2 separate regions of the Homo sapiens genome follow, and region 1 is linked to region 2. A link is an interaction called in ENCODE POLR2A ChIA-PET data of the cell type or tissue named here. Cell type or tissue: PC-9. All regions are shown on one strand. Each heading gives the region's core, and the rest is flanking DNA. Links, peaks and the distances in the headings are about the cores only. Region 1 overlaps FADS2 (fatty acid desaturase 2). Region 2 has its middle 12 kb from the start of RAB3IL1.

Region 1 (14,980 bases), core at 3,045-11,044, 66 kb after region 2:
GGTCTGGGAACCAGCCCTTTCTGTGCAGGAGAGGTGGCCAGGAGCCTGCGGGTTAGGAGCAGGGTCCTGCTGCTGTGTGGCCTGCGCAGTCCTGTCCTCTCTCTGGGCTCAGCCTCTTCGCCCATGATGGTGGTGTTGGGGTTTGATTGCTCAGGGCCTTGAATATTGGGGCACCATGACTTTGGCAGGGGATAGGGATTAGAAACTCACAATTCTGGGTGTGTTGGCAAGGGGGTCAGCTGAGTACAGGGACAGGAGGGGGCGGTTAAGCAGAGAGCAGATATGAATGTCCTCAGCTTCTTGACCCAGGGAAGTATTCAAGGGCAAGGCGGGGCTGGGTGGGGCTGGGGAAGTCAGAGAAGCTCCAAGTGCCCGGTGAGGCTAGGCCAAGATTTATCTGGTGCCCTCATAGCCCCAGCGTCCATCTGGCCTCCAGTATCCCCAATTCCAAGCCCCCTGGTTGTTATGGGTGATGGACCCATGGATTTCCAACTGGTAGGGTTGGGAGGCCTGGGCTGGTCGCCATCCTGGAGGCGGGTCACAGGCACAGGGCAGAGGGTGGGAGCCGTGCCTGCCAGGGTCTTGTAACCTTGAAGGCCACTGCCAGCGGGTCCACCAGGAGGGCAAGGCCTAGGGTAAGCGGGTGTTGAGATAATGGCATCCTTGGGGCCCCTCTAGCCTGCCCCTGTGGACTATGGCCCACAGGGCCAGGGAGGGCAAAGGACTCCCCAGAGCCACTTGGTGAATCTGGGGTGAGTCGGCCACCTCGCTCAGGGCTTCTGTAATGCCAGGCCCTACTCAGGACACCCTGTGGCCACTGGGGAGCCATACGTACCCCAGCCAGTCTGCTGGCTGTCCCTACCTGGCTGGATTTCGGCCAGGCAAAGCGGGGGTCAGGGGAAGCAGGCGGGGGCTGAGGTCTACTCAGGAGCCCTCCCCAGCCCTGCTGGGAGCAGCTACAAAGCCAAGGGGAGGCCCCAAGGTGTTAACTAGCCAGTGCCTCTTGGCCCTTCCTTGGCACTTTCCCAGGATCAGCCCTGCCAGGAAAGCCAGCCCAGAGATGATGACGGAGCAGCATGGGGGTCCATGGGAGGCCGACTGTACAAGTGCCCCTGGCATGTTGCTTTAGACTCTTCCCAGCCTCTGGGGTCAGACAGACCTAGGATCCAATCTCTGTGCCTATGAACTGGTGACCCTGGGCTAGGATGATATCAGCCCCCCCCACAGCCTGTGGGTTCTGAATGAGCCATTGCATATATGGGCACGGGAGCCACAAAAAGAATCATCAGCCTCCAGAGCCTTCTTCAGCCCCCTTTTAATTTAATTTAATTTATTTATTTATTTATTTATTTGAGACGGAGTCTCACTCTGTCGCTAGGCTGGAGTGAGCGATCTTGGCTCACTGCAACCTCTGCCTCCCAGGTTCAAGCGATTCTCCCGTCTCAGCCTCCTGAGTAGCTGGGACTGCAGGCACGCACCACCATGCCCAGCTAATTTTTTTTTTTTTTTTTTTTTTGAGACGGAGTCTCGCTGTTGCCCAGGCTGGAGTACAGTGGTGTGATCTCAGCTCTCTGCAGGCTCTGCCCCGCCGGGGTTCACGCCATTCTCTTGCCTCAGCCTCCCACGTAGCTGGGACTACAGGCACCCGCCACCTCGCCCGGCTAATTTTTTGTATTTTTAGTAGAGACGGGGTTTCACCGTGTTAGCCAGGATGGTCTTGATCTCCTGACCTCGTGATCTGCCCGCCTCGGCCTCCCAAAGTGCTGGGATTACAGGCGTGAGCCACCGCACCCGGCCTAATTTTTGTATTTTTAGTAGAGACGGGGTTTCACCGTGTTAGCCAGGATGGTCTTGATCTCCTGACCTCGTGATCTGCCCGCCTCGGCCTCCCAAAGTGCTGGGATTACAGGCGTGAGCCACCGCACCCGGCCTAATTTTTGTATTTTTAGTAGAGACGGGGTTTCACCATGTTGGCCAGGATGGTCTCAATCTCTTGACTTTGTGATCTGCCCGCCTCAGCCTCCCAAAGTGCTGGGATTACAGGCATGAGCCACCGCTCCCGGCCTTCTCCAGCCCCTTCCAAGGAGGCCAGGAATTCTGTTTGGCCTGGCGCTCTGTGGAAGCTGGCTGGCCCAGGGATGGGAGGGCAGATTGCACTTGGGGAGACAGCTGGGGGGGGAGGATGTTAGGAAGAGTCTCTGCAAGCCCCTCCATGCCACCCTCCTTGGGTAGGGGTCAGCTGCTGAGAGGTGGCTCTCAGCCCTGTTTTAGAATTGGGCTGGGGTCGGCTGCTGAGAGGAGGAAGATGGGCCAATGTTTTTGGGTCATTTCCACCAAGTTCCGGGCCCCAGAATGAATTTCAGAGGCAGCAGGGAGAGGCGGGTGGGATGGCCACAGGGGAGGGAGGGGATACAGAGAGATGCAAGCATGGGGACCCCTCCTGGTGCCCAGGCCCAGCTAGAAGGGCCTCATCTATCACCCAATACCATGGCCTGGCATTGGCGTGCAGGAAACACAGGAAGTGAGAATAAAATTCCTTATTTTATTTCAAAAAATGTAGGGGTGGGGAAGTAACATGATAAACATTACGATCAGCTCCCTATGGGTTCATTCTGCCTCTGCGGGGGTCGGGGGCATACAGTAGCTGGGGGGCATGCCATTGCCATGGCAACCCAGATGCTTAGATGCAGGTCCCTCCTGGCTGCTTAGAGCTGGGGGGACTAGGCGCCCTCCCCGAAAGCCCCCATTCTGAGTTGTTGGTGCCTGCCCTTCCCCTGAATCTAAGAACTGATTAGTGGGTTAGACTGCAACAGCAGCTCAGGATCCTCCCAGGACTTCCCTCCCTCCCCTCTCACTTGCCCGTCCCCTCAGCTACCAGCACCTCCAGCCCCCACCTCCTCCTCTTCTCAGCTCCACCCTGGTCCTCATGAGGTACCCCCTCCCCAGCCCCTCAGGGCAGCCTCCTCCTGAGACTCCCTCCCGCTCTGCCTCCCTGGCCCTCCCTGACAGTCAGGGCCACCGAGGCAAGGCCATGTGGTGAAAGGCAGATTGTCACAAGGCCCAGCCCTGCCGCCCCCTCCTATCAGAATGCATCCTGGAGCAACAGGTTAAACACAGTAAGGGCAGGTTCAGACAGGAGAGTGCCTGAGGCAGCGCCGTCCACACAGCAGCCCCGAGATGGGGAGGGCTGGGACGAGACCTCCCAGCTCCAGTGCCCTCCTGCAGCCTGCAGGGCCCACGTCCCCTGGGGCCAAATGGCCAGGGATTGGCTGGCACTGCCCAGCTGATAACAGAGCCTTTGGAGAAGGGTCAGATTGCTCCAGAATCTTGGACCTCAGGACACCCTGAGGAAAAGCTGGAGGGTGGGCTGAGCCTCCAGGCCAGCCGGCCCCTCCCTGAACGTGGCCACTGCCTCTGCTGAGTCACAAGAGACGAGGGACTCCCCCTTTGGTCCCAAGGTCACAGGCTCAAGTTGGGGAGGCGGTGGAATGGGGCCCGTGAAAGCCCAGGGTCAGAGCACTCTAGTGATGGGGTGGAGGACTCTTCCAGGGCCCAAGGTTTGGGCTGGCTGTGCCCGCGGGCCTGGGGCCCTGGACATCTTAAGAGAGGCCTCGGGTACTTAACCGAGCTGCAGGAGGGAGACCCGAGCTTTGTAACAAAGCAGGCCTCTCTATGAAAGGGTGGACCAATGGCAGCCGTCAGGGAGAGTGAAGCCAGGCCGGGAGGGTCAGGGGCCCTGCCCGACTAGGACCTGCCCCTATGAACCCCAAGAGCATCTGAAGAACCAAAGCGGGGGTGATGCCTAGTGACCAGGCTGCAAGGGGAGACTCACAGGCCAGACCCATGGACCGCTGGTCTCCTCCCATCTTTAGGGGCAGAGAGTGGAGGTAGGACAGAGCCACCCCCGGTGGCCACCTCTCTGCTCCTTGGAAGAAGGGGCTAGGAGGCACTGGGAGGGCCATGGCTGATGGCTGACGGCTGAGGGAGGGCAGGTCCCATGAGGGCAGGGTGCTATGGGGGAGATGTGAAGAGAAAAAGGAGAGGAGAAAGGGAGAAAGATCCAACATGGGGTCCGTGAGCAGTGCATACACCAGCCTCTCGGACACCCCTCAGAACAAAAGCCCATCATTCCTCTGGCCATCACCCCACCTGCACCCCTTCCCCACGGTGTCCCGGGGGCTGTGGCTTCATTTGTGAAGGTAGGCGTCCAGCCACAGCTTCCCAGACTTCTTCAGGGACCTGCAAAGTTGGGGATGGACCAGGGTCAGGGACCAGGACGGGAGTGGCCCCAGGGAGTGCAAGGGCTGAGGAGGCCATCATTAAGGTGGCATGTATGTCCCCTTGGCCCTAACCAGGGCTTACCACTGCCACTGGGCCTGTGGGGCTGTCAGCTCAGAGCCCACCAGGAACCCCACACAGAAAGGGATGGTCTTCTCGCAGCCCAGGGAGAAAAGCCCAACAGCTCCTAACACAGGCTCGGGAGTAAGGCAGGTGCCCTGGTGGGTGACTGTGCCAGGAGGGCCCAGCCCCTCTTGTGATCCCACTGTCTGCACCACGGGTGATCCCAGGGCCCAGCGCCTGTGGACCTCCACCCCTCACCTGATGATGTCCAGCAGGGCCCTCAGTAGCGGCTTCTCCTGGTATTCAATGCCATGCTTGGCACATAGAGACTTCACCAGCGGGGCGATCTTGTGTAAGTTGTGCCGGGGCATGGTGGGGAAGAGGCTGAGGAGTGTGTAGGGTGGGCAGAGCGTGAGGACTCAGAGGGCCATGCTGCTCCCGCTTCCTCCCACCACCTGGGCAGAGGCTGGCTGGGGCCCTCAGAGACCCTGTCCACAGCCAGGACCAGTCTCAAAGTGTGGCTCCTCGTGTGTGCCCAGTGGGGTGCCACGTGTGTGGAGGGGAGGGTGCAGCCCTCCGTGAGCAGGAGGGCGTTTGTGCTCTATGGAGCTGGGAAGATATTGGGTGGCCAGAGACAAAGTGTCATGTTTTTCAAAAAAGAAATGAAATAGCTGGGGAATGCTAGGAAAAGAGGCAGTGAGGTGAGGCACGGTGGCTCACGCCTGTAATCCCAGCATTTTGGGAGGCCGAGGCAGGCAGATCACTTGAGGCCAGAAGTTTGAGATCAGCCTGGGCGACACGGCAAGACCTCTTCTCTACAAAAAATAAAAATAAAAAATTAGGCCAGGTGCAGTGGCTCACACCTGTAATCCCAGCACTTTGGGAGGCCAACGCAGGTGGATCACTTGAGGCTAGGAGTTTGAGACCAGCCTGGCCAACATGGTGAAACCCCGTCTCCACTAAAAAATACAAAAATTAGCTGGGCGTGGTGGCACACGCCTGTAATCCCAGCTACGTGGGAGGCTGAGGCCTGAGAATTGCTTGAACCTGGTAGGTGGAGGATGCAGTGAGCCGAGATTGCGCCACTGCCCTCCAGTCTGGGCAACAGAGTGAGATTCTGTCTCAAAATAAATAAATAAATAAAAGTAAAAAAAAAAAGAAAAAATTAGTTGGGCATGGTGGCACGCACCTGCAGTCCCAGCTACTCAGGAGGCTGAGGTGGGAGGATGACTTTAGCTCAGGCGTTCGAGGCTGCAGTGAGCCAAGAAAGCACCACTGCACTCCAGCCCAGGAAACAGGGTGAGACTCTGTCTCTACATTTTTTATTTTTTAATAAAAAAAAAAAAAAACAGTGACAAGAGGTGAAGCAAGGACAAGGGGCAGCAGGGCAGTCCCTCGGCCGATGTTCCAGGCAAGCTACGTAGCCCTGCCCTGCTAGCCTCACAGGGTCATGAGGTGCGTGTGCAGGCTCCATAACTACAAAGTCCCAGGCCCACATGGAGGGAGGTGGTAACCACTATGACCAAGTGGCACAGCATGAGGGGCACAGGATGACCCTCAGGGAGATGGAATAGGGGAGCCCCTCTCCTGACCTCAGCGGGGCTGGCTGGGAGCCTTGCTCTATATTGGGCAGAGACCTTGTCAGAGAGACAAAGAGGTGGCCCCCACATTCTGCATTCTGCCCAGTGGGATAGCGGCCACTTCCCTCCCGCTGTGGGTCTCCCCGCCTCCCCGCAGCCCCGCGCTCACTGGTGCTCAATCTGGAAGTTAAGGTGTCCACTGAACCAGTCGTTGAAGAAGGACTGCTCCACGTTGCAGGTGGCTGTCAGCTGTCAGTGGAGGGGATGAGTGTCAGGGAACAAAGGAAGGCCCAAGGGCCCGGCCTCATTCCCAGGGGGCCCAGCCTTACCCAGGGTCTCCAGGCCACCCGTCCACATCATACCGTCCTGCCTGATGGCCTCAGCCCACCCAGATGCCCCACCTGTCCCTCTGGGGGATTCCTGCTGCCCTTTCTTGCTCAGCCCTGAAGCTCCCAGCAAAAGGACACAGGCAGCCCCGGGAGGCCCAGCACAGCCCTGTGTTAGCAGGTGCAGATCATCTGGGGCCAGGACATGGACATTGGGACCAGGCTCTGGTGACCGGCCCTGACTTCCCTACCTGGCTACTGAACCAGTCACGGTAGGCCTCCTGGTCAATCTCCATGACGATGTGATTCATCTGTGTGACCCACACAAACCAGTGGCTCTCCAGGAACCTGCAAGAGAACACAGCTCAGCGCAGGGGCCTCCGGGGGCCCAGCCACAGTGGGAACAGATCCACTCTCCCAACCAGCCCAGGACAGCCCCTGCCAAGGGGCCAGGATGGGAGGTCCCCAGGCAAAGTGGAGCCGTCCGAGCCTCTTCTCATGCCAAAGCCATCATCAGTGCCAGTGGAGGGCCCAGGGATGAATCAGCAAAGCCCAGGCACCTGATGAAGTTGAGGAAAAGGAGGGCTCCCAGGATGCCGTAGAAAGGGATGTAGGTGATGAAGAACCGGATGTAGTAGCTGACGGCCCAGGCCAGGTCCTGCGGGGAAAGATGAAGTTAGGTGCAACCTGCCCTCTCCTCTGCCCTGGCACCAAGTGCGTGCCCCAGATGTGCACACACCTCACACTCAGGCCTCTAGAAGCTGGACCGCAGCCCACTGAAATGCAATGGGCAACTACACGCCACCTGCTTGCTCGGGGTTTGCATGGCTGCCTTTGTTTCTAGGGAAATGCTGAGTGTTTTAGCATCAGGAAGTGACTGTGCCCTGTTTTTCGGGAGAGAAACGGACCCTCCTGCTGAGGGGCAGCCATGGGGTAGGGGTGGGGGTCAGCAGCCCTCTCGTGGGGCAAGGGCGATTCTGAAGGTGCGCCCCCAACCCGGGGCCAGGTCCCCAACCGTCCCCCAGTCCTGTCCCTCCTCCTCAGCACCTGGGTCTCCTCCTGGCATCTCCTTCCAGCAGGACAGAGGGCTTGGAGGGGTAGGGAAGGTCAGAGGTACCATCGTCCCTATCTCAGAGCTCTCACAGCAGAGGCTGGCCTCCCCACGCCCCACTGTCATCCTGTGTCCCTCCACTCTGCTCTCCTCCCTGCCTCTGGCTGGACTGGTGTCAGGGACTGGGCTTGGACGTCTTCTCTCATGTACTGGGAGGGTGACTTCACGGCTCCACCCTGTCCACTGTCTCTCTGCCACCCAAGTCTTGTCTCAACTGGACCACAGCATCAGCTTCCCACAGTCTCCTGCTTGTCCTCGTGGCCATGGCAACCAGAGTGGCCTTCGCTCCAAGCAGGTCCCAACTCTCCCCTGCTAAAGCCCCCATCCCACCCAGTCACCCACGGAGCCTCATGGGGTTAAGAACCTGTCTTTACTCAGCCCCCTGACCTAGCTTACTCCCTCCCCGGGGCCTCTGCATGGCCTGTTCCCACTGCCAGGGCGCTCATCCTGCCATGAGTTTAGGTATGGTGACATGCCACAGGCTCAGCACAGGTGTCCGAGGTGGAAGGTGAGGCCAAGGGACTGCCCTGTCTCACTTCAAACGACTGAAGAACAAGGTCACATTTGTGTCTTAAAATAGATCCCCACCCACTGGAGAGGGGGAGACTAGGAAGTTATTCCAGCGGCTCAGACATGAAATGACAGAGGCCTAAACCAGAACCCACGGCACTGACAAGGAGGTGACAGATTCCAGAACTGTCAGAGGCAACGGTGGCTGCATTTGTGCCTGCTTGGCTGTGGGGAATCTAGGCTGGTCCTAGGTGATCAGGGGTCGGGTGCCAGCAGCTGAACAGGAAAGGAGGAAGGGAGCGCTCAGGAGAGGCTGGAGATGGCCTTGGGGCCAACATTGGCCGAGGGCAGGACCTCACGTTCCAATAAGGTGGCCTTCAAGGTGAGGAGGGAGGCAGATGTAGCCAGTTCTGCTCCCACTTTCCATCACATTCCTTCTATTCTGTGTGTGTGGTGCAATAGTGTGCAGTGTATCTACACATATATGGAAACAAAATGAGGATGGGGTTACGGATTATTTTTTTTTGGAGATGGGATCTTGCTTTATTGCCCAGGCTGGAGTGCAATGGTGTGATCATGACTCTGTCCCAGGCTCAAGCCATACTTCTACCTCAGCCTCCCGAGTAGCTAATTTCTGTTTTTTTTTTTTTTTTTTGAGAGGGAGTCTCGCTCTGTCGCCCAGGCTAGAGTGCAGTGGTGTGATCTTGGCTCACTGCAAGCTCCACCTCCTGGGTTCATACCATTCTCCTGCCTCAGCCTCCCAAGTAGCTGGGTCTACAGGTGCCCGCCACCACGCCCGGATAATTTTTTGTATTTTTAGTGGAGATGGGGTTTCACCGTGTTCGCCAGGATGGTCTCGATCTCCTGACCTTGTGATCCGCCTGCCTCAGGCTCCCAAAGTGCTGGTATTACAGGCATGAGCCACTGTGTCTGGCCTTACCTGGATAATTTTTTTTAAGTTTTTATAGAGATGGGGGGGTCTCACTTACTTGCCCAGGCTGGTCTCGAATGCCTGTGCTCAAGTGATCCTCCAGCCTTGGCCTCCCAAAGTACTAGGATTACAGGTGTGAACCATTGCCCTGGCCCAACTTTTATTTTTAAGAGACAGGGTCTCACTCTGTTGCCCAGGCTTGAGTGCAGTGGTGTGATCACAGCTCACTGCAGCCTCAAACTCCTGGGCTCAAGCCATCCTCCTACCTCAGCCTCCAAAGTAGGTAGATTACAGGCGCGCATCACCACGCCCAGCTTTTTGTAGAGACAGGGTTTCGCCCATGTTGCTCAGGCTGGTCTCAAAACTCCTGGCTTCAGGTGATCCCTCCCACCTCAGCCTCCCAAAGTGCTGAGATCACAGGCGTGAGCCACCATGCCTGGCCTGGACTTCTTTTGAGTGTAGAGAGCAACACATACACAGAGATCGCTGGTTTCAGGGGCAGAGAGCCCAAGAGATCAGAAGCAGCCAAAGAGGCGGAGCGAGGGGGTTGGGAAGAAGCCAGCAGAGGTGGGGACCTGGAAGCCAACAGGAAGAACTGCAAGAGGGAGTGGCCAGTGGTGTCAGATACAGCAAAATTCCAGGAGGGTGAAGCGTGGGAGCATCTCAGGATCCAGGACGTGGCCCCGGGAACAGGGAACCTTGCCAGAGCATGTAAATCTCCCCGGGAAGCCTCCTTCAAAGATCTTAGGGTTTGTCACCTCTTTCCTCTAAGCCAGGGTCCCCCAACCTCCACACTATTGGCACCTGGGACAGGCTGCTTGTTGTCATGGGCGGTTCTCCAGGGCATGGCAGGGTGCTAAGCACCATCCTGGCTAGACGCCCACCAGATGCCAGTAGCACCCTCCTCTCCTGAAGTTGTGACAATTAAAAGTGTCTCCGGATACTGCCAAAGGGCAGAACAGCTCCCCTGAGAACCAGTGCCCCAGGTCATAGGTGCGCTCCTGGCTCTGAAAGCCCCATGGGCTCATCACATTGTCCCCACTCTGCCATCCCCTTTTAGGAACATAGGGTGATTTCTTTTCCTGTTTAATACTTTGTTCCTTAGGGAACAAGCACAGTCAAAAACAAACAAAAAAAAGAAGTTGCTCACTGCAAGCTCCGCCTCCCGGGTTCAAGCAATTCTCCTGCCTCAGCCTCCTGAGTAGCTGGGACTACAGGTGCACACCACCATGCCAGGCTAATTTTTTGTATTTTTAGTAGAGACGGGGTTTCACCATGCTGGCCAGGCTGGTCTCGAACTCCTGACCTCATGATCTGCCCGCCTCGGCCTCTCAAAGTGCTGGGATAACAAGCATGAGTGACTGCGCCCGGCAATAGGCCACTTATGAGTTAGAACGGGATTGGATGCTAGAGGCAAGGAGAGGGTGTAACATGTATAAGGAGGGAAAAAACATAATGGTGCTAGTCTCTAACTTGAGCCACTGGGTGGATGATGGAGCCATTCATTAACATGGAGACCATCAGGATTAGGTTGTGGGAGAAGAGGAGAGGACTTACATTGAATATGTTGGATTTGCAATGGCTGGGACACCTCCAAATGGAGTTAGATTGGATATATGGGTCCAAGACTTGGAGATAAAATTTGACTTGGCTGCTCTTAAATTCACAGTCAGGGTGAAAAGGACAACTTCAGTTAGCAAGCGATAAAACAGTAATCAACAGGCCGGGCGCGGTGGCTCACGCCTGTAATCCCAGCACTTTGGGAGGCTGAGGTGGGCAGATCACCTCAGGTTGGGAGTTTGAGACCAGCCTGACCAACATGGTGAAACCCTGTCTCTGCTAAAAATACAAAATTAGCTGGGCATGGTGGCGCATGCCTGTAATCCCAGCTACTTCGGAGGCTGAGGCAGGAGAATTACTCGAACCCAGGAGGCAGAGGTTTCGGTGAGCCGAGATCACGCCATTGTACTCCAGCCTGGGCAACAAGAGCGAAACTCCACCTCAAAAACAAACAAACAAACAAAAAACAGTAATCAATAAACAAGTCCACATTTGGTTAAGAGAGGAAAAACTTCCCCATGGCTATTGGTTGGAGCATGAGGGACAAATAGACTGCTGAGAAAGACTGGATTTTAAGCAAGCATTTCAGAAAGTGACAATTTAGTCTTTGATAATTTTCAGATAAACAATTTATCTGCCGGGTGCAGTGGCTCACGCCTGTAATCCCAGCACTTTGGGAGGCCAAGGCGGGTGGATCACGAGTCAAGAGTTCGAGACCAGCCTGGCCAACATGGTGAAACCCCATCACTACTAAAAATACAAAAATTAGCCAGGCATGGTGGCCGGCGCCTGTACTCCCAGCTACTCAGGAGGTTGAGGCAGGAGAATCGCTTGAACCCAGGAGGCGGAGGTTGCAGTGAGCCGAGATCGCACCACTGCACTCCAGCCTGGGCGACAGAGCGAAACACCATCTCAAAAAAAAAAGATGACGTAATTACAATGGGCCCTAATGCAATATGACCAATGTCCCTATTTTAAAAAAAAGGAAAAATTTTCAAGAATCCACTTTTGGTGAAGAAAAAAAGAAAATTAAAAAATAGGCCAGGCGTGGTGGCTCATGCCTGTAATCTCAGCACTTTGTGAGGCTGAGGCGGGCAGATCACTTGAGGCCAGGAGTTCGAGACCAGCCTCGCCAACATGGAAAAACCCCATCTCTACTAAAAATACAAAAATTAGCTGGGCATGGTGGCCGGTGCCTGTAATCCCAGGTACTTGGGAGGCTGAGTCACAAGAATTGCTTGCACCCAGGAGGTAGAGGTTGCAGTTGAGTCGAGATCACACCACTGCACTCCAGCCTATGTGACTCTGTCTCAATAAATAAACAAATAAACAAAATAATTTTTTTAAAGAGGGATATTTGGACACAGATACAGATACAAATATGCAGAGAGATGATGTACCGAGAGGGAGGACGAAAGCCATCAACCAGCCGATGAGAGGCCCAGAACAGAGCCTTCCAGAGCCCTAAGGAATCCACCCTGCTAACACCTCAGTTTTGGACTTCCGGTCTCCAGAACCGGGAGAAAACACATCGCTGCTGCTTATGCCACTCAGTTCGTGGTGCTTTGTCATACGGTCTTCGCAAACGACCACACCTGTCATCTCAGCCAACGCCCAGCTGCTCCAACTTCAAACCAGGGTGTGGGGCAACCCAGTTCATGGGACTCAGGGCCCACAGGGAGCGGGGAAGGGAGATGGCCACACTTGCCTCTCATCCTGCTGCCTTTGAGAACTTTCTCGGGGGCTCTGCAAAAGCAGGGGCTGCCCCAGTGGACTCCCTATGTCTGAGGGAGAGTAGAGATCTTTAGGACTAGGTCCTGGTGGCCCCAGAGGGAGTCCTTTCCTGAGAGGCAGCTACCCCAGGGAGGAGATGCCTGGGGCCCCACAGGCTCCACTGGGGCACACGAGGAGGCAGCGTAGGACCCCCGGGTCCCCCTGTCCCAGTCACCCTCCTCCCCATGCCAAGCCAGCTGTGTCCCCAACTCACCACCCAGTTCTTATGGACGATCATGGTCATGATGATCTGGTACTGGAAATACATGGGGATGAGCAGCGGCGGCCCAACTGCAGGAGAGAGACAGGCGCTTAGAGGCATCCATTCCACCCTGCCTGTGCCGGAAGGTCAGGGGAACCCAGGCCCAGCACTGAGTGCAGGGGCCAGCCCTGCAGACGTGGGCAGAAGCAGCCAGGGACCCCGGGGCCTGCAGAGAAGGCTGGGAGCCCTTGAGGACGTGTGTCACCCCTGGGACTCTCTGAGCCTCTGTGTCCCCATCAGGCCTGTAACACAGGCTGAGGGGTCTGCACAGCAAGGCTGCTGTGGCCCCCGCTTCTAACAAGTTTAGTGTCACTTTCTGGATCTGAAAAAGATGTCAGGTAGGAGGGAGAGACACGCCACTCTGGGGGGAGGGGAGGGTCCCAGAGTGATTTCGGGGCGCCGAGCACTCACTCAGGAAGAAGTATTCGTGCTGGTGATTGTAGGGCAGGTATTTCAGCTTCTTCTTGCCGTACTGAGGAGAGAGGAGAGATCATGAGCACCCAGTAGCCTCAGCTCCCAGCCTCCCATGTTCCCCAACCCATCCTGCAGCCACCATCCCTTCTATCTGCTCAGGGCACACCACTGTCCCTTTCCTGTCAATCTGCACCCTGGGCCCACCAAGCCTGGGGCCCCTCCAGCCCTCTGGGCTCCCCATGCTACAGCCAGCAGCGGCCAACGCTTCCTCAGCCCTAGCCGAGCACTGGCCCGATGGCATCGATCCTCTACAAGGCCGGCACTTCTGAGGCTGAGGCTCAGCGTTAAGCCATGGCCCAAGGCCACAGGAAGTGGCCCTGACTGGGATCAGAACCCAAAAAGCTGACTCTGAGCCCATGTGACAGGCACTAAACAAATGTTTGTTGAATGAATGTGCAACAGAGCAACTCTCGGCGGAGCATAAGCACCCAGGGGAGTTCCTAGGTCACCATGGAGAGCTCCCGGAGCCCGCAGTGGCAGGGAGAACCTAGGTAAGGGCCCCAGAATTGCTGCCAGTCATCAGGCTGGGAGCATCTGCCTCCCTGGAGCCTCCCTGTAATTTACAAGAGTGAATCACTCCTCCCCAGCTGGAGCCTAACCTTGAGGACAGAGGAGGCCACAGCACAGACTCCTCAGGCCACATCTGGCTACCTGAGGTCCCCATGACGGCACCGGTTTCTTCCCCATCAGAGCCTGCACCTTGGGCAGCCTGATGCCCAGAGGCTCTAATGGAGGAGGGCTGGGCTGGGTCCTGGGCATCGTCATTGTCCAATGCCAGGCATAGGAACCACGGCCCCAGGGGATCCCTGGAGCCCTTAATTCCATGGTCCAGCCCCTAGGGACCAGCCCACCCTGCACTTCCAGGACTGAGACCAAAAGATGCCGCTCACTGAGTGACACCTGCTCCTCTCCCTTGCAGTGTGGGGAGGCTGGGCTTGCAGCCAGCAGATGCGCTTGAGCCGACTCTGCCTCTCACCAGTGCTGAGACTATGTGAGTCGCTTAGCCTTGCTGAGCCTTGTCTGGCATTTGAATCAGTGGTTGGTAAGAGGAGCCAATGAGAACATGGGCATAATGCCAAGTGCTGACCCCAGGACACTGCCCGTCACCCTCCCTATACCCCTGGATCCGAAGGCCAGAGATGCCTCCTCCTATAGTGTCCAGTCATACTTATTGCAGTCAGGAGGTCAAAGTGAGTTACAGAGGGAAGGGACCTTGGATGATGCCTAGGCCAGTGCCCCTCTCATCCAGGTGAGTAAAATGATTGTCCAAATCACAGGGAGAGCATGGATTCCTGAGGGAAGAGGCTGTGGGTGGGAACCAGGTCCACCCTGTCCCCAAGGCTTGCATCTTGGCGCCAATGGCCATGGTCACGGCACAACCAGCTGAAGAACCCCCAGAAACAGTCCCTTTGTTCTGTGTGGCCTCCTGAGCCTTGGCAAGGATCTCACTCATTCCCAGAAAGGACGGCCACTTGCAGGAAGACTATTATTAAGGCCAGGGCTGAGGCCGGCCATGGAGAGGTCCGAGCCAGGGAGGCCTCACAGGAGCCTTTCATGAGTCTCCAGTGGACGGAGTTGCTGGAGGAGCCAGCACTGCAGACGTTGCTCTCGAGGTGGCCAGTCTCGGGGCCTGCAGTGGCCCACAGAACAGGCCCCTGAGTCCTGCTCTAAGCTTCTCCCAGAGGCCAGGGAGCAGGCTCATAGCCCCAGCCTTGGCATGCAGTGTCTCCAGCTCTGCTCAAGAGCTCCTCCCCACCGCATCTCTGTCCCACAGAGCATCCCATCCCTCTCGGGCTGGGCCGGCTGTACTCGGAAGTGAGCACAGAGGGCAACCCAGGCAGGTCAGCAGGGGCCAGGGCATCCTATGGAGGGACTGAGGGCTGGCCACGCTGTTGTGGGGGCCTGGGAGGCACCTGGGGAGTCTGTTTGGAGCTGCATGTGCACAGTAGGCACCCTGTTCTCATGGGTGATGGTGGCCTGTGGGTGGACAACACAGGTTACAGGGGCTGCCTCTGCTGGTAAGCACTGCTGGCTTTAGTGTGCGTCCCTTCAATGCCCCAGAATGACCCTCGGGAGCCAGGGGGTCCTGCTTGCCAGGCAGCAGCAGGCCTC
Region 2 (14,980 bases), core at 3,930-11,929:
AATATATCATCCCACTATCTGGCCCCCATGGTTTCTGATGAGAAATAAACTGTTAATCTTATTGAGATTAGCTTATATGTGATGAGTCACTTTTCTCTTGTTGTTTTCAAGATTCTCTCTTCAGGCGGGGAATGGTGGCTTACGCCTGTGATCCCAGCACTTTGGGAGGTCGAGGTGGGTGGATCACTTAAGGTAAGGAGTTTGAGACCAGCTTGGTCAACATGGCGAAACCCTGTCTCCCCTAAATATACAAAAATTAGCCAGGCACGGAGGAGGCAGATGTTACAGTGAGCTGAGATCGTGCCACTGCACTCCAGCCTGGGCAACAAAGTGAGATTCTGTCTCAAAACAACAACAACAAAAATCAAGATTCTCTTTTTATCTTTGTCTTTCAATAGTTCGATTCTAATGTATCTTGGTTTTGATCTCTTTGTGTTTATCCTACTTGGGATTCATTAGGCTTATTGAATGTGAAGATTGAATCTTCCATTACATATTGGAAGTTTTGGGCCATTATTTCTTCAAATATTCTGTCTTCTTCTTTCTCTGCCTCCTCTCCATCTGGGACTTTCATTATGCATATGTTGTTATGCTCGATGGTATTCCATGGGTCTCTTAAACTCCATTTGCTTTTCTCCATTCTTGTTTCTCAGATTGTTAATCTCAGTGGACTTATCTTCAAGTGTGCTGATTGTTTCTTTTGCCTGCTCTAATCTATATTGACCTCCTCTAGCGAATTTTTATTTCAGTTATTATACTCTTCAACTCCAGAATTTATTTTTCTCTTTTTTCTTTTTTTTTTAAATGTTCCTCTTGGCATATACCTAAAACTCCAGGATTTCTATTTGTTTTCTTTTTATAATTTATCTTTATTTATACTCTATATTTAGTGAGATATAGTTCTCATGGTTTCCTTTAGGTCTTTGAGTAGATTTAAAATAGTTGATTTAGGCCAGGTGTGGTGGCTCACCCCTGTAATCGCAGCACTTTGGGAGGCCGAGGTAGGTGGATCACCTGAGGCCAGGAGTTTGAGACCAGCCTGGCCAACATAGTGAAACTCCATCTCTACTAAAAATACAAAAATTAGCCAGGCATGGTGATAGGTGCCTATAATCCCAGCTATTCGGGAGGCTGAGGCAGTAGAGTCACTTGAACCTGGGAGGTGGGGGTTGCAGTTAGCTGAGATAGTGCCCCTGCACTCCAGCCTGGGTGACAAAACAAGACTCCATCTCAAAAAATAATTAATTAACTAATACAATAAAATAGTTGATTTAAAGTCTATCTATAAAGTCTAATGTCTGTGCTTCCTCAGAAACAGTTTCTTTCTTTTTTTTTTTTTTTTTTTGAGACACAGTCTTGCTCTCTCACCCAGGCTGGAGTGCAGTGGCTCAATCTCAGCTCACTGCAACCTCTGCCACACGGGTTCAAGCGATTCTCCTGCCTCAGCCTCCCAAGTAGCTGGGATCACAGGTGCGTGCCACCACACCCAGCTAATTTTTGTATTTTTAGTAGAGATGGGGTTTCAACATCTTGGCCAGGCTGGTCTTGAACCCCAGACCTCGTGATTCATGGCCTCCCAAAATGCTGGGATTACAGGCGTGAGCCAACACACCTGACCTAACAGTTTCTATTAGTTTATTTTTTCCCCACACATAAACTATGCTCTCTTGTTTCTTTGAATGTCTCATAATTTTTGTTTGAAACTGGACATTTTTAATATTTAAATGTAGCAACTCTGGAAATCAAATCTGAAATCTCCCAGCACCCCAGAGTTTGTTATTGAGGCTTGTAGTACTTGTTGGGATTTTTTTGTTTTGTTTTGTTTTGTTTTTTGGTGACTTTTCTGAACTAATTTTGTAAAGTCTGTATTTTTTCTTGTGTATATCCACTAAAGTCTTTGTTTCATTAGCTTAGTGATCAGCTAATGACTTGACAGAGATTTTCTTAAATACCTAGAACAGTGATAAAAATCTTCCAGTCTTTGCAGAATGGCTCTGTATGTGTGTCGGCACATACCTTCAACTCTAAGCCAGGCAATTTACAACTGTGCTTTAACCTTTGTCTTCTGCTTACAGAGAGCCTGAAGATCAGGTAGAGGTGGGAATTTAGGACCCCTTCAGGTCTTTTCTGAGCATGCACCCAGCCCTAGGCACGCATGTGCACCTCTATTCCCTGGACTATGTAGGAGCTTTTCAAAGCCCTTAGGGACTTTTGAAGTTTTCTACTATACCATTTGCACTGACATCTGATCCTTTTCTTTAGGCATAGAATATATATATATATATATATATATATATATATATATATATATATACATACACACACACACACACACACATACACATATATATGTATATATACAAATATATGTATATATGCACACAATATATATTGTGTGTATATATATACATATGTGTGTGTGTGTGTGTGTGTGTGTGTGTGTGTATATTTACTCAGGCCAGGCACAGTGGCTCATACTTGTAATTCCAGCATTTTGGGAGGCTGAGGTAGGAGGATCACTTGAGCCCAGGAGTTTGAGGATGCAGTGAGCTAGGATTGTGCCACTGCACTCCAACCTGGATGACAAAAGAAGATCCCATCTCTTTTGCTTGGAAATCATCTCAGCTAAATATTCAAGTGCATCACTCACAAATTCTGCTTTCCATGCAACTGTAGGACAAAGTATAGCTAGACTTTCTACCTCTATAGAACAGGGACCTCGTCTCCTTCAGTTTCTAGTAACATTTTCTTCATTTTGTTCTGAGTCCTCACTGGTAGAGCCTTAATAGCCATCTTTCTTTTTCTTTTCTTTTTTTTTCTGAGACAAGGTCTTGCTCTGTTACCCAGGCTGGGGTGCAGTGGCGCAATCTTGGCTCATTGCCGCCTGCACCTCTTGGGTTCAAGTGATTCTCCTGCCTCAGCCTTCCTAGTAGCTAGGACTGCAGGCACACACCACTATGCCCAGCTAATTTTTGCATTTTTAGTAGAGACAGGGTTTCGCCATGTTGCCGTGAGCCACCACACCCAGCCAATATCCATATTTTTACTAACAATCTGTTCAAAGAAACCTAGGCTTTTTCTGTCATGCTCCCCAAAATTCTTCGTCTCTACTCATTACCCAATTCCAAAGCTACCTCCACATTTTTAGGTTTTGGTTACAGCAGCACTCCACTCTTGGTTCCAAAATCTGCATTACTTTTTTTAATGATAATTGTAACAAATTATCACAAACTACGTGACTCTAAACAACAGAAACTTATTTTCTCACCATTCGGGAGGCCAGGATGTCCAAAATCAGTATTACTGGGCCTAAAGCAAGATGTCAGTAGATCTATGCTCCCTCTGGAGGCTCTCTTGTCTCTTTCAGCTCCTGGTGGCTGCCAGCACTCCTTGGCTTTTGGCCACAACACTCCTCCATCTTGTGCCTTTTCCTCTTTTGTCTGTGTCAGATCTCTTTCTGCCCCCCTCTTATAAGGATACATGTGATTGCATTTAGGGTCTACTCCAATAATTTGGAATAATCTCCCCATCTCACGGTCCTTAACTTAATTACATCTTTACAGACTCTGTTTTCATATAAGGTAACATTTACAGTTTTCAAAGATTAGGATTCAATATCTTTGAGAGGCCATTTTTATCCTACCACAGTTATGGTCCTATCATGGAATATTATACAGCAATAAAAATGAATGAACTGGCCAGGCATGGTGGTTCACACCTGTAATCCAAGCACTTTGGGAGGCTGAGGCAGGCAGATCACAAGGTCAGGAGTTTGAGACCAGCCTGGCCAACATGGTGAAATCCTGTCTCAACTAAAAATACAAAAATTAGCTGGGCATGGTAGTGCAAGCCTGTAATCCTAGATACTCAGGAGGCTGAGGCAGGAGAATTGCGTGAACCTGGAGGCAGAGGTTGCAGTGAGCTGAGATTGTGCCACTGCACTCCAGCCTGGGCGATAGAGTGAGACTCCGTCTCAAAAAAAAAAAAAAAAAAAATGAACTATAGTTACATAAAATAAGGTAAGTCTTGGATATAATGTTGAGTTAAAAAAAAGTTCTAGAAGACTTTATCACTATTTTCTATTTATGTCTTTGATTTCTCTTTTATTTATGTCTTTTATTTCTTTTTAATGTCTTTTATTACATTGTAAGCCCTATAAAGCTTAGAATGTAAACCTCATAGGGCAGGGCCTTGTTTTGCTCATTGCTATACACCCTGTGCCTGGAAGAGTGACTGTCAGGCAAAGAAATACCAAACAAATAACTGCTGAATGAATGAACTATTAAAATGGATATTTTTGAAGACTGATATAAGCAAATAAAAAATCTTACAGTATAACACTAATTTTTTTATAAACCAGAATCCCAAAGTGCTGGGATTACAGATGTGAGCCACCATGTCCAGCTAAGGTGGTCTTTTTCAATTTGAAAACTCATATACTTCAGTTTTGGGAAATAATCTTGAATTATTTATTTGATGCTTTACCCCCTTCATTTTCTTTTCTTTTTTTTTTTGAGACAGAGTCTCGCTCTGTCTCCCAGGCTGGAGTGCAGTGGTGAGATCTCGGCTCACTGCAAGCTCCACCTCCCGGGTTCACGCCATTCTCCTGCCTCAGCCTCCCGAGTAGCTGGGACTACAGGCGCCCGCCACCACGCCCAGCTAATTTTTTGTATTTTTAGTAGAGACGGGGTTTCACCATGTTAGCCAGGATGGTCTCAAACTCCTGACCTTGTGATCTGCCTGCCTCAGCCTCCCAAAGTGCTTGGATTACAGGTGTGAACCACCATGCCTGGCCAGTTCATTCATTTTCTTCTGTTGCTTCTTTATTCAGATATTGAATCTTCTAAATTGATTCTCTACTTTTCTAATCTTTTCACTATTTTCCATTTCTTTCTTTCTGAAGGATATTCCCTCAACTGTGTCTTCCAACCTTACTCATTGTTTTCATTTCTACCATCATGCTTTTAAAAAATATATTATTTTCCAATAGTTTTTGTTGTTCTGTGAATGTTTACTTTCATAGAATCAGGTTATTATTTCATGAATGCAATACCTTCTTTTCTCATCCTGAGGTTATTAATGCCTCTCCTTCTTCCTCCTCCTTGCCTTCCTTCTCCTCCTCCTCCTCTTCACCTCCTCTTCTTTTTTCTACAGAGTCTCTGTTTCCTGCAAGTTGCTTTTCTTCTGCTTACTGGGTTTGGTCTCTCTTAAGGTAGAGGTTCTCCTTAGTTGTCTAATAATCCTTGATTGCTCATTATTAAGAGCGAGATCTTAAAAACTGATGGCAAGCATGTTGACTTTGAGCTGGATGGATATTTTGTTGGGTAACATTCGTCTTAGATCTCTCTTCTTGGGTTGGCCAGAGTCCCATAGAGGGGCTGTCTGGAGGGTAAAAGTCTGTCTTTACCCTCCTGGTGACTGAGTGAGTTGCCACTTTGGCTGACAAGTGACAGAAGAGGGTTGGAGGTCTTGGATTTCAGTGTGTATATAATCACTTAACCCTCTTATTCAGCTACTGGCCCAAAGACCTTCTGTTTTGCCTTCTCCAGAGAATAAATCTCCAGTGTTATGCTAGACTAAGAAAGGGGCAGTTGGCCAGTGGCATGGAGTAGAGGAGGGGACCTAGGGATCAAATTGCTTATCGGTTCGCTTTGATCTAGTGCTCTATACTTCAGTTACTACCAAGGCCAGTGGTCTCTGCTGCCACCAGCTCCTGATGTTTTGCTGCCTTGATGTAGCCGTAGTTCAGAGACATTTGTTGACATCTCACACCATAATGATAGATGTGTCTATTTTCCCCTGTAGCTTTAATTATTTTTGCTTTAAATATTTTAGGCTATTTTATTAGGCACATATTAATTTAGATGGTTATATCTATCTGGTGAATTTTTTTTAAACATTGTCATCACTTTATTATTACTGCATAGTGACCACCTCTACACTAATAATGTTTTTCGTCTTAAAGTTTGTTATTAATTTGGTCTTTTTAAGACAGGGTCTTGCTGTGTTGCCCAGACTGAGTGCAGTGGCATGATCACAGCTCACTGCAGCCTTGACTTCCCAGGCTAAAGTGATCCTCCTGCCTCAGCCTCCCAAGTAGCTGGGACTACAGGCCTGCACCACCACGCCTGGCTAATTTTTGATTTTTTGTAGAGATGGGGTCTCCCCATGTTGCCCAGGCTGGTCTTGAACTCCTGAGCTCAAGTGATCCTCCCTTCTCAGCCTCCCAAAGTGCTGGGATTACATGCATAATTCACCATGATTCGTCTTAAAGTTTGGTTATTAATGCAGAAATACCACCTTGCTTTTGGTGTAACTTTTTCAAGCTCACCCTTTCCATATCCTTATGCTTAGGTGGTCAAATATGCCTTTTTAAAAAATATTTTGAACATTTTTAAGTATATAGTTTAGTGACATTAATTACATTCCCATTGTTGTGCAACCATTATCCATCTCTAGAACATTTTTTATCTTCCCAAATGAAACTCCATACCCATTAAACAAATATCACCTCCCCTCCATTCTCTATTTTCTATTCTTGATTTCATAGACCTTATAAGTCTATGCTTGGCTGGGAGTGGTGGCTCATGCCTGTAATCCCAGCACTTCAGGAGGCTGAGGCAGGTGTATCACTCTAACCCAGGAGTTTGAGACCAGCCTGGGCAACGTGGCAAAACCCTGCCTCTACTAAAACCACAAAGATTAGCCGGGCATGGTGGTGGCATTCGCCTGTAGTCCCAGCTACTTAGGAGGCCGAGGCAGGGGAATCACTTGAACCTGGGAGGCAAAGGTTGCAGCGAGCCGAGACTGCACCACTGCACACCAGCCTGGGCAACAACGGAGTGAGACCTTGTCAAAAAAAAAAAAAAAAAAAAAAAAAGCCGGGCGCGGTGGCTCATGCCCATAGTCCCAGCACTTTGGGAGGCCGAGGCAGACAGATCACTTAAGGTCAGGAGATCGAGACCATCTTGGCCAACGTGGTGAAACCCCGTCTCTACTAAAATACAAAAAATTAGCTGGGTGTGGTGGTGCACACCTGTAGTCCCAGCTACTCAGGAGGCTGAGGCAGGGGAATCGCTTGAACCCAGGAGGCAGAGTTTGCAGTGAGCTAAGATCACACCACTGCACTCCAGCCTGGCGACAGAGCAAGACTCTGTCTCAAAAAAAAAAAAAATCTGCTTGGTTCTCCTTGATAATCTCTTGTTGTTTATTCATGTTCAGATCATACATTTTTTTTTAAATTTTTTTAAAGCTTTTTGAGACCAAGTCTCACTCTGTCACCCAGGCTGGAGTGTAGTGGTGCGATCTCGGCAGCTCACTGCACCTCTGCCTTCTGGGTTGAATCGATTCTTGTGTCTCAGCCTCCCAAGTAGCTGGGACAATAGGCGCATGCCACCACACCCAGCTAATTTTTGTGTTTGTAGCAGAGACAGGGTTTCACCATTTTGCCCAGGCTGGTCTCAAACTCCTGGGCTCAAGCGATCCACCTGCCTCAGCCTCCCAAAGTGCTGGGAAGCCACCATGCCTGCCCATATGTATATATTAACAATAACTTATCATATATGTCAAAATAGCTACAAGAGATGATTTGTAATGTTCTCAACACAAAGAAATGATAAATGTTTGAGGTGATGAATATCCCAGTTACCCAGATTTGATCATTATACATTGTATGCTTGTGTCAAAAGGTCACATATACCCCACAAATATGTACAACTATAATGTAGCCATAATTAAAAATAATTTTTTTTTGTTTTTTGTAAATTTTGTGTGTGTTCTTTTTCTTTAAAAACAGATTCTAAAAATTCATGTGTTAACCTTTCTATATCATATATAGGAGACCACTACCTGGAGTTCTGTAGCATCTAAATCTGTTGTGTGTTGTTTCTGTTGATTCTTACTCATAGTGGCTAGCATCTTTATGTGCTGGTGATCTCTGATTGTGAGCTCACTGCTTGATATTGAGCAATAGGAATCCTTCATATCTAAATTTGGACACATTCCTCCAAAGAGGATTTGAATCTGCTTCTGCCTGGAGCCAGGGGTGTCACCAACATGAAACACTTCAGCCCTCTTTGAGGGTCCTAGCTCCATGTATTTTGAGGGTTCTCACTTCATGTAGTTGGAGGGTCCTAGCTCCATGTATTTGGAGGGTCTTAGCTCCATGTATTTTGAGGGTCCTCGCTTCATGTAGTTGGAGGGTCCTAGCTCCATGTATTTGGAGGGTCTTAGCTCCATGTATTTTGAGGGTCCTAGCTTCATGTATTTTGAGGGTCCTAGCTCTGTGTATTCTGAGGGTCCTAGTTCCGTGTATTTTGAGGGTCCTAGCTCTGTGTATTTTGAGGGTCCTAGCTCCATATATTTTGAGGGTCCTAGCTTCATGTATTTTGAGGGTCCTAGCTCCATGTATTTGGAGGGTCCTAGCACCATGTAGATGCCCACATTCATGTCCCCAACCTCCCTCCTGGCCAAAGCTCCCAGCTTTGGCTGCACTTTCCTTTGTGGGTAAGGAAGTGGCTTTGGCAGACAAGGCCTAGAGCTTGATAGACAACACATCCTCAAAGAATTATAGCCTCTTTTTCTAGAATTTTTTTTTTTTTTTCTGTAGCAGGAAGGCTCCTCTCTGCTTCAAGTCCACCACATCCCTAAGGAGCAGAAATTCTCCAAGCCATTCCACACTTATCCATAGTAGCCATCTTTTTGATATGTGAATCCGTTCACATCACACTCCTGCGTAAATCCTTCAATGACTCCTCTTAGTCTTTAAGTATAAAGTTTGAACTCCTTACCTAGCATACTGTATTAGTTCATTCTCACACTACTATAAGAACTACTCAACGCTGGGTAATTTATAAAGAAAAGAGGTTTAATAGGCTCACTGTTCTGCAGGCTGTACAGGAGGCATGGCTGGGGAGGCCTCAGGAAACTTACGATCATGGCTGAAGGTGAAGGGGAAGCAGGCACATCTTACATGGCCAGAGCAAGTGGAAGAGAGCAAAGGGGGAGGTGCTACAGACTCTTAAACAACCAGATCTTGTGAGAACTGGCACAAGAACAGCAGGGGGGAAATATATTACCATGACCCAGTCAACTCCCACCAGGCCCCTCCTTCAACACTGGAAATTACAATTCAACATGAGATTTGGGCAGGGATGCAGAGCCAAACCATACCACATACAAAGCCCCACAAGATCTAGCCCCTGACTCTCTTGCCAGCCCCAACTCTTTCAATGGTCTCCCTTTCCACTCCCAAACTCCTGCCTCAGGAAATTTTTCCAGACTCCTAACCTTAAGTCTAGGTTGGGAGTTCCTGGATGTGCTCCCAGACGACTTTGCACTTCCCCTATCCTTGTACCTGACCTGTGGTCCTGTGTGTTAGTCTGTTTTGCATTGCTATAGGGAATACCTGAGTCTGGGCAATTTGTATAGAAGAGTTTTCTCTGGCTCGCTGTTCTGCCAACTGTACGGGAAGCATGGCACCAGCATCTCCTTCTGATAAGGGCCTCAGAAAGCTTCCAATCATGGCAGAAGGTTAAGGGGGGGGCATGCATGTCAAGTGGTGAGAGAGAGAAAAAGAGAGAGATGGAGGGAGGTCCCAGACTCTTTTTAAGAATCAGATCTGGCTGGGTGCGTTGGCTCATGCCTATAGTCCTAGCACTTTGGGAGGCCAAGGCGGGTGGATCATCTGAGGTCAGGAGTTTGAGAGCAGCCTCGCCAACATGCTGAAACCCCGTCTCTACTAAAAATACAAAAATTAGCGGGGCATAGTGCCTGTAGTCCCAGCTACTCAGGAGGCTGAGGCAGGAGAATCGCTTGAACCTGGGAGTTGAAGGTTGCAGTGAGCCAAGATTGTGGCATTGCATGGGCCTGGCACCAGGCAAGAAAGAGTGATGAAATAAAAGTTTTCTGTATCTCGGCCAGGTGTGGCTCACATCTACAATTCCAGCACTTTGGGAGGCCGAGGCGGGCAGATCACAGGGTCAGGAGTTTGAGACCAGCCCGGCCAACATGGTGAAACCCCCATCTCTACTAAAAATACAAAATTTAGCCAGGCATGGTGGCGTGCACCTTTAATCCCAGCTACTCTGGAGGCTGAGGCAGGAGAATCACTTGAACCCAGGAGGCAGAGGTTGCAGTGAGCTGAGATGGCGGCACTACACTCCAGCCTGGGCGACAGAGTGAGACTCCATCTCAAAAAAAGAATCAGATCCTGCAGCAACTCATTACCACAGGGAGGGCACCAAGCCATTCATGAGGGAACCAAGCTCCCATGACCCAAACACCTCCCACAAGGCCCACCTCCAACATTGGGGATCATATTTCAATGTGAAATTTGGAGGGACAAATACCCAAACCATATCATGCTGTAATTAGATGTCTGAATCCCCCGCTACACATAATCCCCTCCTAAACTGTATACTTCATGAGTGCAGAAACATTGTCTGTCTGGTTCACTAATATGCCATCAGCACTTGGCATGTGTGTTCTTAAAAATCTGATGAATGAGTGAACACCTCTATTGAGCTCCCAGTGTTTTTTCTTATTGATTTTCGCAAATTCTTTATGTGTTAACTATATTAACGCATTGCCATTGCCTGGGAATATTTTCGCCAAGTTATTTGCCTTTTAATTTTGGCTTTTTTTTTTTTTTTTTTTTTTTGGCAGGAAGGAGCATAAAGCAGCTTTACATTTGAATGCGGACAGATCTATTGATCTTTTTCTGTTAAGATCTCTTCAAAATGTTTCCAAGTTTAGAAAGTCTTTCCCTTGCTAGATGTGTAATAAGTGTTCACTTCTATTTTTTATGCACACAGCTGTCCATTTAATCTTCCCAAAGCAGGGCTCTGATCATTTCTCTCCTCTGCTCAAAAATGTTTAACCATCTCCTTGGAGCCTTTAGAATAAAGTCCAAATTCTTTAACTCGCCTCCAAGGCTTTTCAGGATTTAACCTGAGGCTGCCTTTCCAGACTTTTTTTTTCCTGTCCCCCAAATGAGCCTGAGCTCCTGGCAAAGTGAAGGGTTTGCCTCTCTCTGTCTGTGTTCTGCCCTTCCCACCTCCAGGCCTTTTACCTGTTGGTCCCTCTGCAGGGAATGTCCATCCTTCATTTCTATATGGATTTTTTTTTTTTGAGACACAGTCTTGCTCTGTTGCCTAGGCTAGAGTGCAGTGGTGTGATGTTGGCTCACTGCAGCCTCCACCTCCCGGGTTCAAGCAATTTTCCTGCCTCAGCCTCCCAAGTAGCTGGGATTACATGTGTGTGCCACCATGCCTGGCTAATTCGTGTATTTTTAGTAGAGACAGGGTTTTTACCATGTTGGCCAGGCTGGTCTTGAACTCCTGACGTCAAGTGATCCACCCACCTCAGCCTCCCAAAGTGCTGGGAATTACAGGTGTGAACCACTGCACCCGGCTCTATATGGATATTTAAATCCTATTGATTCTTCAATCCCTACTTTGTTTAAAAAGCCTCACTTTACCCTTCCTCCTGAGAGAGTGACTGGTGGAGAGATAAGAAAACAAGCTTTGGAGTCAGACAAACCTGGGTTAAAATCTGAGTTCCTTTACTTGTTAGCCATTGGCCAAATCCTTTAACCTTTCCAAATCTGTTTCCTCATCTTTAAAATGGGAACAGAAAGCAATGAAGGACCACCAAGGACTGTCGGGCCGCTGCAAGGATGAACAGAATCTGAGATTGCGCGTAAAGATCCTAGCACAGTCTCCAGTTCACCCCACATTCTGCCACCTTGGAAGGGAGTCATCAGCTCTCTGGGGGTCACACCCTCCTCCACTAGTCATGTTTTCCCCCCGAAGGTTTCTGATGGATTCTCTGTTCTCTAATAATTCCACAAGGTGGCTGAGCTTTCCTTCTGAGGAGTTGAGAGCGGGTGAACAGGTTTCATCTCTAGGAATTCAGCTCAGGCCCCAGGCACCTTGGTCAGACTCCCACACCCATCTGGGCCCAAAGGAATCCCCTCCTTCCTTCCTCCCTTCTTCGTCTGAGGTCAGTTTCATTACCGGGAACTGTTGATATTTCCAAAGGGGTTCACCAGCACTTCCCGGCCCTCACCATCAGCACCCCACAATATGATGATAAGTCAAGTGGAACAAAGATAATCCTCCCAGGTTTAAGGTGGGTAAACTGAGGCTCAAACTAGCTTCCATATATTTGTGTCTAGAACTTATGGGTCTTCGCAGCCAGAGAAGGGATTCATTTCGTGGGGGCGCTGAGGGGCCTGGGCAGCTGTGGTGGAGAACTGGGGGAGCTCTGGCCCCAGAGCAGGAGATGGGCCAGGAATCCTGTCTCTCAGGGCCTCTGCCTTGTCCTCGAGTAGGTTAATTCGAATCTCTCAGAGGCTGGCCTGGAGCTTAGTGTCTGTGCTTGCTTTGTGAACTGACTTTCTGAGTAGATTCTTTTGCCTGCATCTTTTGGGGAAGAAGCAAAGATGACGACTTACTGGCAGGGGCTGTATCTCTGGGGCTGAGAGTGAGGATGGGAACTTCCTGGACAGTGAAAAGAGCAAGTTTAGCTTCCGGAGGCCTGGCTGCTAGCCCCGCTCTGTACCCAGCATGCTGTACCACCTGGGACAAGTGCCTGCCCTCTCTGGACCCCAACTGCCCTCCCTAAAAAATGGAGATGGTGGTCGAAGGAGGTCTGTTGTGAATCTTAGTGTTCTCAAAGTGCTGTCCTGGGCTGAGCCCCTCCCTGAGCCCAGACTGTCCCCGGGGCCTGGCTTCACCAGGTTGGCCTGAGCAAAGCTGTGACCCCATTCGGCCGCCTCCACACGCTCTGTCCTGCCCTTCCCTGAGGGGCCTGGGCCTGGTCTTGGTCAGGCCTGGGGACAGAGCAGGGAGCCTCCAGGCCCAAGTTTGACCTCCTGAGTCGCTTCCCCTCTCCCTGGAGCCAGAACCAGCGTCCTCTTTCCCTCCTGCTTGAAATCTGAGCTCAGAGATCCAGGGAGGACTTTGGCTGCAAAACATTCCATCCGCGCTGTCCAAACACCCTGCACAGCTGGCGGAGGGAGGGGCAGCCAGAACTGGCTTTCAGGAACCCTGGGGCTGTTGTTTTCATGGAAATGGGGGAGCCCTCACTCTGAGGACCAGCACTGGCTGACCTGAGGAAGTTCACAGGGTCAAGTGGACCAAGGAAGGGCCCACCTGCACACATGTTTTTGGGGCTTACCCAGGGCCCCTCTGCTGAGCGCCCAGCCCTGCAGGGGAAAAATCCAGTTGCTTCAAAGTCTGCCCAGCCAGGTGTGCGTGGCTGCCTTGAGCCTGCCAGCTGGGAGGTGTCTGCACCACAGGCAGGCGGATGGTGGCCTTGTGAGCCTCCCCTCGTGACTGAGCTCTATGCAGAGGCAGGGGAAGGGCAGGCAGGAATGACGCTGAGATAGCAAGAAGGGGAGGCGACTTCAGGCAGCGGCTTTTACTGACAAGACGTCCCAGACCTGGCTGCTTCTTGCTGTGACTCACAAGTGACCCTGGATGAGTCTCTGAGCCTCAGTTTCCTCATCTGCAAGAAGAGACAATCGGGCCTTTTCTGGCTCTGCCTTTTTTCTAAGAAGTTACAACCAAAGACAAGATCCTCAAAGCTTCCCATCCAGTCCAAGCTGTGTCTAAATGTCCAGAAACATAACAGGTTTTTCCATAAAGTCTCCAGCAACTCTGACTCAGTTTCCCCTCTCCCGCCCCCGGCCAAGAGGCTGGTGGGGTCTTGGCAGGGAGGGACCAACTCCCACATATGATGCCACCAGCCAGGCCAAGCCCTTTCCCCTCTTGCCATGTTGGGGTGATGGGGAGACCCCCACCCTTCACATATCCTGTTTTCCATTAATTGTTTCCAGGTAAGCCCAGAGGTTGCCCAGCAGAGGAAGGTGGGGGCACAGGAGAATTGAGCAGGGGGATCAGAGAGGAGCAAAAACAGGAAGCGGGTGGGAGCAGGCCATGGAAAATTCATTGCCAGGAAAGGGAGGACAGCATCTGGTTTGCATTAGGCTGAGAGAGCTTCGCAGCCCAAAGCCCAAGTGGGAGATACTGTTATCCGCTGGGCGGGGCGGGGCAGGGTGGGGTGTGAGGAACTGGCAGCTTCTCCCCAGCAGGGACTCAGAGGCTAACCAGAAAGAAGAGGGAAGTACAGGCAGGAGGACGGGGCAGGAAACACTGAAGGAAGGAAACACTTCTTTCAGTCTACACTGTGGCAGACACTTCACAAATGTTATCTTCTTCTTCTTTTTTTTTTTTCCAAGACGGAGTTTGGCTCTTGTTGCCCAGGCTGGAGTGCAATGGTGGGATCTCAGCTCACCGCAACCTCTGCCTCCTGGGTTCAAGCGATTCTCCTGCCTCAGCCTCCCAAGTAGCTGGGATTACAGGCATGCGCCACCACCCCCGGCTAATTTTGTATTTTTAGTAGAGATGGGGTTTCTCCATGTTGGTCAGGCTGGTCTCAAACTCCCAACCTCAGAGATGATCCACTCGCCTCGGCCTCCTAAAGTGCTGGGATTACAGGCGTGAGCCAACGCCCCCAGCTGTCTTCTTTTTTTAAACTTTTTTTTTTTTTGAGACGGAGTCTCGCTTTGCCACCCAGGCTGGAATGCAGTGGCGTGATCTCGGCTCACTGCAAGCTCTGCCTCCCAGATTCACGCCATTCTCCTGCCTCAGCCTCCCGAGTAGCTGGGACTACAGGCGCCCGCCACCACGCCTGGCTAATTTTTTGTATTTTTAGTAGAGACGGGTTTTTTTTTAAATAATAGAGATGAGGTCTCGGTTTGTTGCCTAGGGTGGTCTCCTGGGCTCAAGCGATCCTCCCACCTCGGCCTCCCAAAGTGCTGGGATTACAGGCATGAGCCACCGCACCTGGCCACAAATGTTATCTGCTTTAATACTCACTATTTCACAGGGGAGAACTTCCCATTTTATATAGATGAGGAAACTGAGTCCCAGAGAGGTTAAGTGACTTGCCTAAGGCCACACAGTCAGCGAGT

Evidence for each region. ChIA-PET counts read pairs that join two places held together with the same protein. Peaks named below come from ENCODE experiments on the same cell type or tissue, not always from the same donor. Only the 100,000 strongest peaks of a DNase experiment are listed, where the experiment ranks them.
Region 1: POLR2A ChIA-PET joins it to region 2 with 12 read pairs; 7 of 35 experiments call an interaction of 5 or more read pairs at or near these places.

Annotation. Positions count from the first base shown.
Region 1 is chr11:61,854,897-61,869,876 of GRCh38, reverse strand. It overlaps FADS2 (fatty acid desaturase 2), which reads right to left. Exons shown (of 12, transcript NM_004265.4): 6 at 12,806-12,866; 7 at 12,347-12,423; 8 at 6,808-6,905; 9 at 6,499-6,595; 10 at 6,091-6,170; 11 at 4,600-4,725; 12 at 2,523-4,239. The coding sequence ends at 4,188. Among named protein-coding and RNA genes, the nearest start is that of MIR6746, 16 kb to the left of the region's middle. RefSeq lists enhancers at 7,628-8,128, 8,129-8,629, 12,383-12,884. In PC-9, for the core only: no CTCF peak of the experiment used is centred there; a DNase peak (open chromatin) is centred at 6,556.
Region 2 is chr11:61,921,785-61,936,764 of GRCh38, reverse strand. It overlaps a transcript of RAB3IL1 not described here. Among named protein-coding and RNA genes, the nearest start is that of RAB3IL1, 12 kb to the right of the region's middle. RefSeq lists enhancers at 12,754-13,048, 12,803-13,552. In PC-9, for the core only: no CTCF peak of the experiment used is centred there; no DNase peak of the experiment used is centred there.